Linked DNA regions of Homo sapiens: region 2 is linked to region 1. A link is an interaction called in ENCODE POLR2A ChIA-PET data of the cell type or tissue named here. Cell type or tissue: GM12878. All regions are shown on one strand.

Region 1 (4,000 bases):
CTGACACTGCACTACAGTCTGGGTGACAGAGTAAGACGCTGTCTCAAAAAAAAAAAAAAAAAACAGAAAAAAGAAAAATCAAATACATTTCCTAATACATAATTATGTAGTAGTAAATACATAATTATTTACTAATAATTTCCTGGAGATTTTTAAATTTATATCTTGGCTTATACATTAAAATTACTTAACACTAGGCAAAAATACATATCTTCATGCTGGAATTAGGAATATTTTAGTTACCTTAAGTGGAATTATAATGAGATAACCAAACCAACCCCAAATTACATAGTATGTGGCATTATAAAAGAAAGATCTCTCCTGAATTTCATTTCCATTGAAAAGACATAGAATATTTGGCTAGAAGAAATTTCAGAAGTCATGGAAAACTTTCACTTGTCTTGAGAGGAATGAAGAAACTAACATCCAGGGAGTTTACTGATGGGTGCCTTGCATTGTGATTGGTTGGCTATAAGAAGACTGGGAGTTAGAATAAAAAAAAATTTATTAAACAAATTATTAAAAAAAAAATAGAGCTGGGGTCTTGCTATGTTTCCCAGGCAGGTCTCGGACTCCTGAGCTCAAGCGATCCTACCACCTCAGCCTCCCAGAGTGCTGGGGTTACAGGCGTGAACCACCAAACCTGGCTAAGGATTATTAATTCTTAGTTCAGTATACTTCCCAGAACACTGTGGTCACTGGATAATTTTGTGGCTAGCCTTGAAAGAATGTGGTGAGCTTCAGCTGTTTTGAAATTTGGTAGTGGCCTACATAGTAGCACAAATTATTTCCTAGAGTAAAATGAAATTGTGTAAGTTCTTGTTTTAATTTTTAATTTATTTTTGTTTCTTTTTTTACTTTTTTATTACTTATTTTATTAAAATTTTTTATTATTTTTTGTCTTAACATTTTTTAATTTTTTAATTTTAATTTTTTATTCTATTCATTATTTTTTACTTTTAAATTAAATTTAATTAATTAATTATTATTTTTAAGCCAGTGCCTTGTCCATTAGGTGACTGGAGTTAAATTGTGCAAGTTTTAAACTGCAATATTGGTTAAAATCTAGGGAAATTATAAATGTTACAATAATATGAAATCTTAAAGCCTGGATACAAGGCTATCGTATTTTAACTCCATTATATCAGGCAGTCTAAGTAGAAAGATATTGCTGGAAGGGTCTCAAAAGATTTTTGTTTTGTAGGTTAGGAAACAGGAAATGGGGCCCCCAGAGAACTTAAATCACTTGTTCAAGTTCATTGGGCCGCTTAGGGGATGTGGACCAGAATTTACATTTCTTTATTTCTTTCTTTCTTAAATTTTAGACCCAGGGGGTATATGTGCAGGTTTGTTACAGGAGTACATTGCATGTTACTGAGGTTTGGGCTTCTATTGATCTCATTACCCAAAAGAAAACATAGCACCCAATAGGTGGTTTTTCAACCCTTCCTGCACTCACCTTTTGGAGTCCCCAGAGTCTGTTATTGCTATCTTTATGTCCTTTGTACCCAGTGTTTAACTCCCACCTATAAGTGAGAACATGCAGTGTTCGCTTTTCTCTTTCTGTGTTAATTCAGTTAGTATAAAGGCCTCCAACTGCGTTCATGTTGCTACAAAGGACACAATTTAATTCTTTTTTACGGCTGCACAGTATTCCATGGTGTAGATGTACCAGATTTTCTTTATCCAATTTGCCATTGATGGGCACCTAAGTTGGTACCATGTCTTTGCTATTGTGAATAGTGCTGTAATAAACATGTGAGTGCAGGTGTCTTTTTGGTAGAGTGATTTCTTTCCCTTTGGGTATATATGCAGCAATAGGATTGTTGGGTTGAATGGCAATTCTATTTTCAGTTCTTTGAGAAATCTCCGATCTGCTTTCCATAGTGGCTGAACTAATTTACATTCCCACCAACAGTGTATAAGTGTTTCCTTGGCTCTGCAACCTCGCCAGCATCTGTTATTTTTTGACTTTCTAATAATAGCCTTTCTGCCTGACGTGAGATGATATCTCACTGTGGTTTTTTTTTTCTTTCCACAACAAAAGCCACATTCAATCTCATTGTGGTTTTGTTTTTCATTTCTCTGATGATTAATGACACAGAACTCAGGTTATTTATCTCCCATTTTGAGTACTCACCCACCACAGTACCAGCGTCTAGAAAAAAAATAGTTTCCTTTAATCTCTATTGATTTTACAGTTCAGGATTGAATCTGCTCTATAAAGTTAGGAATAGCTAACTATATTTACTCTAAACAGGAAGCTCTTCCCTATGGGTACTACACTGTTATCATGTTTTATTTTGGGGAGAGAAGGAGAATGTTATGGGTTGAATTATATCCTCCAAAAAGAAATATTGAAGCCCTAACCCCTAATACCTCAGAATGTGGCCGTATTTGGAAACAGAGTCATTGTAGGTGTGATTAGTTGATACGAAGTCATGCTACAGTAGGGTAGGCCCTTAATCCAATATGACTGATATTCTAAAAAAAGAAAGAGACACAGGGAGAAGAATGCCACATGGAGAGAAGGAGATACACAGGGAGAAGATGGCCCTAAAACAGTGGAGGCAGATTTTGGAGTGATGCATCTACAAACCAAGAGATGCCAAGGATTGCCAGCTGTTAGTCCATCCACTTTGTGTTGCTGTAAAGGAATGTTGGCTGGGAATGGAAGCTCATGACTGTAATCACAGCACTCTGGGAGGCCGAGGTGAGAGGATTGCTTGAGGGCAGGAGTTCAAGGCCTGCCTGAACAGCATAGTGAGACCCTGTTCCTAAAAAAAAAAAAAAAAAAAAAAAATAGCTGGGTATGGTGGCACACACCTGGAGTTTCAGCTACTTGGAAGGCTGAGGCAGGAGGATCAGTTGAGCTCAGGAGATTGAGTCTGCAGTGCTGCAGTGAGTGAGCTATGATTGTGCCAGTGCACTCCAGCCTGGGCGACAGAGCCAGACTCTGTATTTTTAAAAAAGAAATAAAGTAAAGAAAGAAAAAAAAATAAAAAAGGAATACCCAAGGCTGGGTAATTTACAAAGAAAAGAGGTTTATTTGGCTCATGGTTCTGCAGGCTGTACAAAAGGCATGGAACCAGCATCTGTTTCTGATAAGGGCCTCAGGAAGCTTTCAATCATAGTGGAAGGCAAATGGCAAGCATGGTGAGAGAAGGAGCAAGAAAGTGATGGGAGAGGGAGGTGCCAGACTCTTTTTATCAACCAGATCTCCCATGGACTAATAGAGTGAAAACTCACTTATTACGCTGGGAAAGGCACCAAGCCATTCTTGAGGGATCTGCCTCCATGACCCAAACACCTCCGGTCAGGTTCTGCTTCTAACACTAACACATTTCAGCATGAGATTTGCAGGGGACGAACATCCAAACTATAACATCAGCCATCACCGGAAGCTAGGAGAAACAAGCAAATATTTTTTCCCTACAGGATTCAGAGGAATTATGGTCCTGCCAATACCTTGTTTTTGCAACCTCTAGTCTCCAGAACTGTGGGAGAATAAATTTCTATTTTTCTAAGCTTTGTGGTTATTTGTTATAGCAGCCACAGGAAACTAACCTAGGGAGCAAGTCAATGAGAGAATTTATCAGGATTTTCCTGATCAGTCTGCTGATCAGTTTGCTCAAGACTCATGAAAGCTCACCAGCCTGGGGCATTTGTCTGTGGCTTCCCTTACACAGCATGGATTCCTATGGCTTTTCCTCACAAAAGATTTTCTAGAATTGGCTTTCCAAATGGGAGGAAGAATGGTGAAAGAGAGGGAACATAACATTTTCTCCTCTGCTTTTGTATTTGGAATTGACAAACTGGAGAAGAAAGCATGTATGATTTTATTGCCGTAGGTTCTGTATATGCTTTTATAGGCTACCAGCATACTATTAGTTTGCATGATGCGTGTGCTGTTATCTTAGTTTCCTGCTATTTTCCTTTTATTCTAACCATCTTAATACTATGCTTTGGGATTCAGACCTGTCAAGCTGTCTGGATTATA
Region 2 (4,000 bases), 330 kb before region 1:
ACTTCAAGCGTCATTCGTTATTTTAGGTAAATCTTATATAGCACAGATCTGGATTTGTTTATATCAAATCTAGAGCCCTGTTAGTTAGTGGGTTTTATACATTTACAGTTATTTTGATTGCTAATAAACTTTGAGTTATTTCTACTATCTTACTTTGTGTTTTCTATGAACTGAGCTTTTTGTTAACTTCCTTTTTTACTTTCCTTCCATTGATGTGATTAAACACTCCACTTTTTGTTTACTAATTTGTATGGTTTTTAAAATACATATACTTAAAAACATTTTAAGTTAATAATGTCTTTAACTTGTTCTTGAATGATACAAGGACCTTTATTTCCTTGTGTGGCTTATAATTTTTTTATTATAAGCATGGCTAGAGTTTTCTATAGGAATTCCTTGTGCCCTTTGACGGGGTCCTACATGATTTAAAGATTCCAGACCAGTTTTATGTTACTTTCTCAGCTTCATGTTCCTGATCTCTGTGAATAGTGTGAATTTGGATGTCACATGTACATGGGACAAGGTTTGCAGTTCAAGTTTCTGACTGTTAACTATTTGCCAGTCTCCCAGGGCAGTGAGCAAAGATTTTTCTGATTCCCTGTTCATGATTTTGGCAGCCATTCATGGCTCCTAGGTCTCTGCATGTAATTCAGTCCTGGCAATGTGCAAACAGGGCCCTGACACCTCCTCACAGGCATTAAACTTTGCCCTTCCCAGTTCTGATTCTCTGTGAGCCGCAGGACTTCAGTCCTATTACCCAGTGTGACATTTTGTTGTGGCTTTATTTTTGGCACATGAGGATTTATGATTCCAAATTTTGAGTTACACTATAAATTCCAAATTGTATTATTCTTATTTATTTTTTAAGCAGTTTATTTGTTTTGAGCAGGGATGGGGGATTCTTACACATCAGTACTGTCAACCATATTGACTTGAAGTTCATCTTTCACATTTTTACATTTAACAGATATTCAAATCTTAGTGATTTTTTATATTCTGAATACTGCATTATTCAGAGACATTGTTCATTTAACATTTCTTTTTCTCTTATTTAAAGTCACCAAATATTTTGATTTCTTTATGTAAGAGAAATGAAGCATGCAGAAATTCCTAACCAACTACAGTTTTGTGATAACCCGATTTTTTCTATAGATACTAAATTTTAAAAAATTTAAAGTTTGTATTTAATGTGATTGCTTTCTGTCCTCCAAATCTTCCAAAATATAGCTGGAAGACCAAATCTAGTATAGGCGGGGAGGTTACCTAAGCATTTTGCTGAGGCTTGTGAAAACCAGCTATGGTTAGTCTAACTACAAATGCATTACATTTAATTTTAATAAGGTTTGGTTTACAAACTTTAAGCAGGTTAAAGTCTACATAACACAGAACTCATGGAAAAATCTGCCTCACTGGTTAGACTGAACAAAGTTTCCTTAAAATTTGAAGAGAGATTCAAGAAGGGTAATATGTCATGGTAGATTATTAACATTAATAATTCTGTTTTATTTTAGAAAAGAATGTGTTTTTAGAAGTTTTATTCTTAAGTACTACATCCTCCTAAAGTCATCCTTCCATATAAATGTTTTGAGAGCTTGGCCTAATTCCTTATCACAAGAAAGTCAGGGCGTACAGTGTCCTCACCAGTATCTCCATGGAAACTTGTGCTTCGAATTTCTGCTTTCCCTGTATTATCTCTCTCCACTCTTGATTCTAGCTTCTTTCAGGTGTTTTCTTCTCTCTGTCTCTTATCCACACAGACATGAAGGACAGACTCCTTTTGTTTTTTTGCATCCTGCCAAATTCTAAAAGTACAAGTCAGAGTGACAAGCAGACAAAACAGCATAATGGGTGTTTTGGTGGACATCCTCTTTATCCCCCTGTTATGTTGCCAAGGCTGGAGTGCAGTAGCATGATCATAGCGCACTGCAGCCTCAAACTCCCAGGTGCAAGCGGTCCTCCCCCTTCAGCCTTCCCAGTAGGTAGGACTACAGGCATGCTAATTTTGTTATTTTTTTGTAGAGACAGGGTCTTACTCTTTTGACCAGGCTATTCTCCAACTCCTGGCCTCAAGCAATCCTCCCAAAGTACTGGGATTTCAGATGTGAGCCGCTGCATCCAGACTAACATCCTTATTTTTAAAGCTTCCTCTGTCATCTGTAACACAGGGACTTTTGCAATGGCTCTGTTTCTCCTTCCAGCCCTATACTTCTTCCACCATCCAGCCTGCCACCATATGTTGTATGCCATCAACCCTTTTTTATGTCCTTAATTCTCACTGCCTCCCTCTTGAGCTGCCTCTGGAAAGAAACCAAATTTTCCTCACTTTCTGTTGAAAAGCAAATCCATCTTCCCTTGGTGTCACCTTGTCTTTGTCTTGAGGCCCATTCACTTACTTCCCAATGGACTATTAAGGAGTTTTGCTGAACAAATTATTTCCCCAAGAAGAATTCTGTTTATAAGATTTTAAGATAACATTTTCCTCTTCCCCAATATATTTTTTAGAATGATTTTTCAACTCTTTGCTTAACCCCAATTTTCTGAAATGCTTTGATATTACTAACTTAGGTTTTATTAGATAATGAAAATTTCAAGAATGTAATTCTTGTGAATGGCAAACTATTAGTTTATATTTATAATATTTACTAGGCTAATTTAGTTAGAGCAAAAGGAATCTAAAAATATCTTGAATTGAGAAACCAATGTAGCTTGGATATGAATGATATAGATGAAATCATGTATCTGCCTGCCTAGTTTCAAATCTTCCTCTATCACTTACTAGCTGGTGTGACCTTAGACAAGTTATTTAACCCCTCTGTTCTTTGGTTTCCTCATCTATAACATCGAATAATAATAATAACAATAATAATCTCTATCTCATATGGATGTTGTAAGTAATAAATGAGTGTGTATATATATATATATATTATATATATATATATATATATCTTACAACAATGCCTAGCACCTGGTAGGCACTATATACATGTGTCAGCTAAGATTTCCTTACTTACACACAGAATCTCAAGAACAAAAATATGAGATAAAGGAAGCTTGACAGATGAGGGTTTTAGATTAAGTATTGTAGATATGTGATGTTAAAAATATACTTAATGAAGAAATCATTATGTTTAAATGTATTCTAATATACACTAAATGAATTCACAATATACTTCACATAAGGAGGTAAGGCATGTATCCTTAAACAGCTCTTGGTATTTTTTTCTGGCTCCTTAGAAAATCTGGTAACAGTAACTTAACTCATTTCAAGAGCTATGTTAAAGCTGGGTATGGTGGTTCACACCTGTAATCCCAACACTTTGGAAGGTTGAGGCAGGAGGATTGCTTGAAGCCAGAAGTTCTAGACCAACCTGGGCAACAAAGCAAGAGCCTGGTGGGCGGATCACTAGGTCAGGAGATCGAGACCATCCTGGCTAACACGGTGAAACCCTGTCTCTACTAAAAATACAAAAAAAAATTAGCCGGGCGTGGTGGCGGGCACCTGTAGTCCCAGCTACTTGGGAGGCTGAGGCAGGAGAATGGCGTGAACCCGGGAGGCGGAGCTTGCAGTGAGCTGAGATCGCGCCACTGCACTCTAGCCTGGGCGACAAAGCGAGACTCCGTCTTAAAAAAAAAAAAAAAACGGCCAGGCCTGCGGGTGAGCGCCTGTAGTCCTAGTTGCTAGAGAGGCTGAGGCAGGATCACTTGAGCCCAGGAGTTGGAGTCTGAAGTGACCTATGATTGTTCAACTGCACTCAAACATGGACGACAGAGCGAGACCCTGTCTCAAAAACTATATATATTATTAATTGTTTTTAAAAGGAACTATGTTAAAGTAGTGATTACCCAGGGGATTCACAATGCCCGTGAAGCACATTCTTATACCTCAGATTAAGAATCCCTGGCTTAAGAGTTTCTGGCAGGAAATTAAATGCAAGAAAATAAAAATAAAATATTTTTAAATGTTAAAGATTATACAACTTAGATGACCTTTTTGTTGCCA

Evidence for each region. Peaks named below come from ENCODE experiments on the same cell type or tissue, not always from the same donor. Only the 100,000 strongest peaks of a DNase experiment are listed, where the experiment ranks them.
Region 2: POLR2A ChIA-PET joins it to region 1 with 6 read pairs; 4 of 35 experiments call an interaction of 5 or more read pairs at or near these places.

Annotation. Positions count from the first base shown.
Region 1 is chr5:91,359,469-91,363,468 of GRCh38, forward strand. No RefSeq gene overlaps it. Among named protein-coding and RNA genes, the nearest start is that of ARRDC3-AS1, 19 kb to the right of the region's middle. In GM12878, no CTCF peak of the experiment used is centred here; a DNase peak (open chromatin) is centred at 2,063.
Region 2 is chr5:91,032,938-91,036,937 of GRCh38, forward strand. The region is part of intron 85 of ADGRV1 (adhesion G protein-coupled receptor V1); the gene reads left to right. Among named protein-coding and RNA genes, the nearest start is that of LUCAT1, 280 kb to the right of the region's middle. In GM12878, no CTCF peak of the experiment used is centred here; no DNase peak of the experiment used is centred here.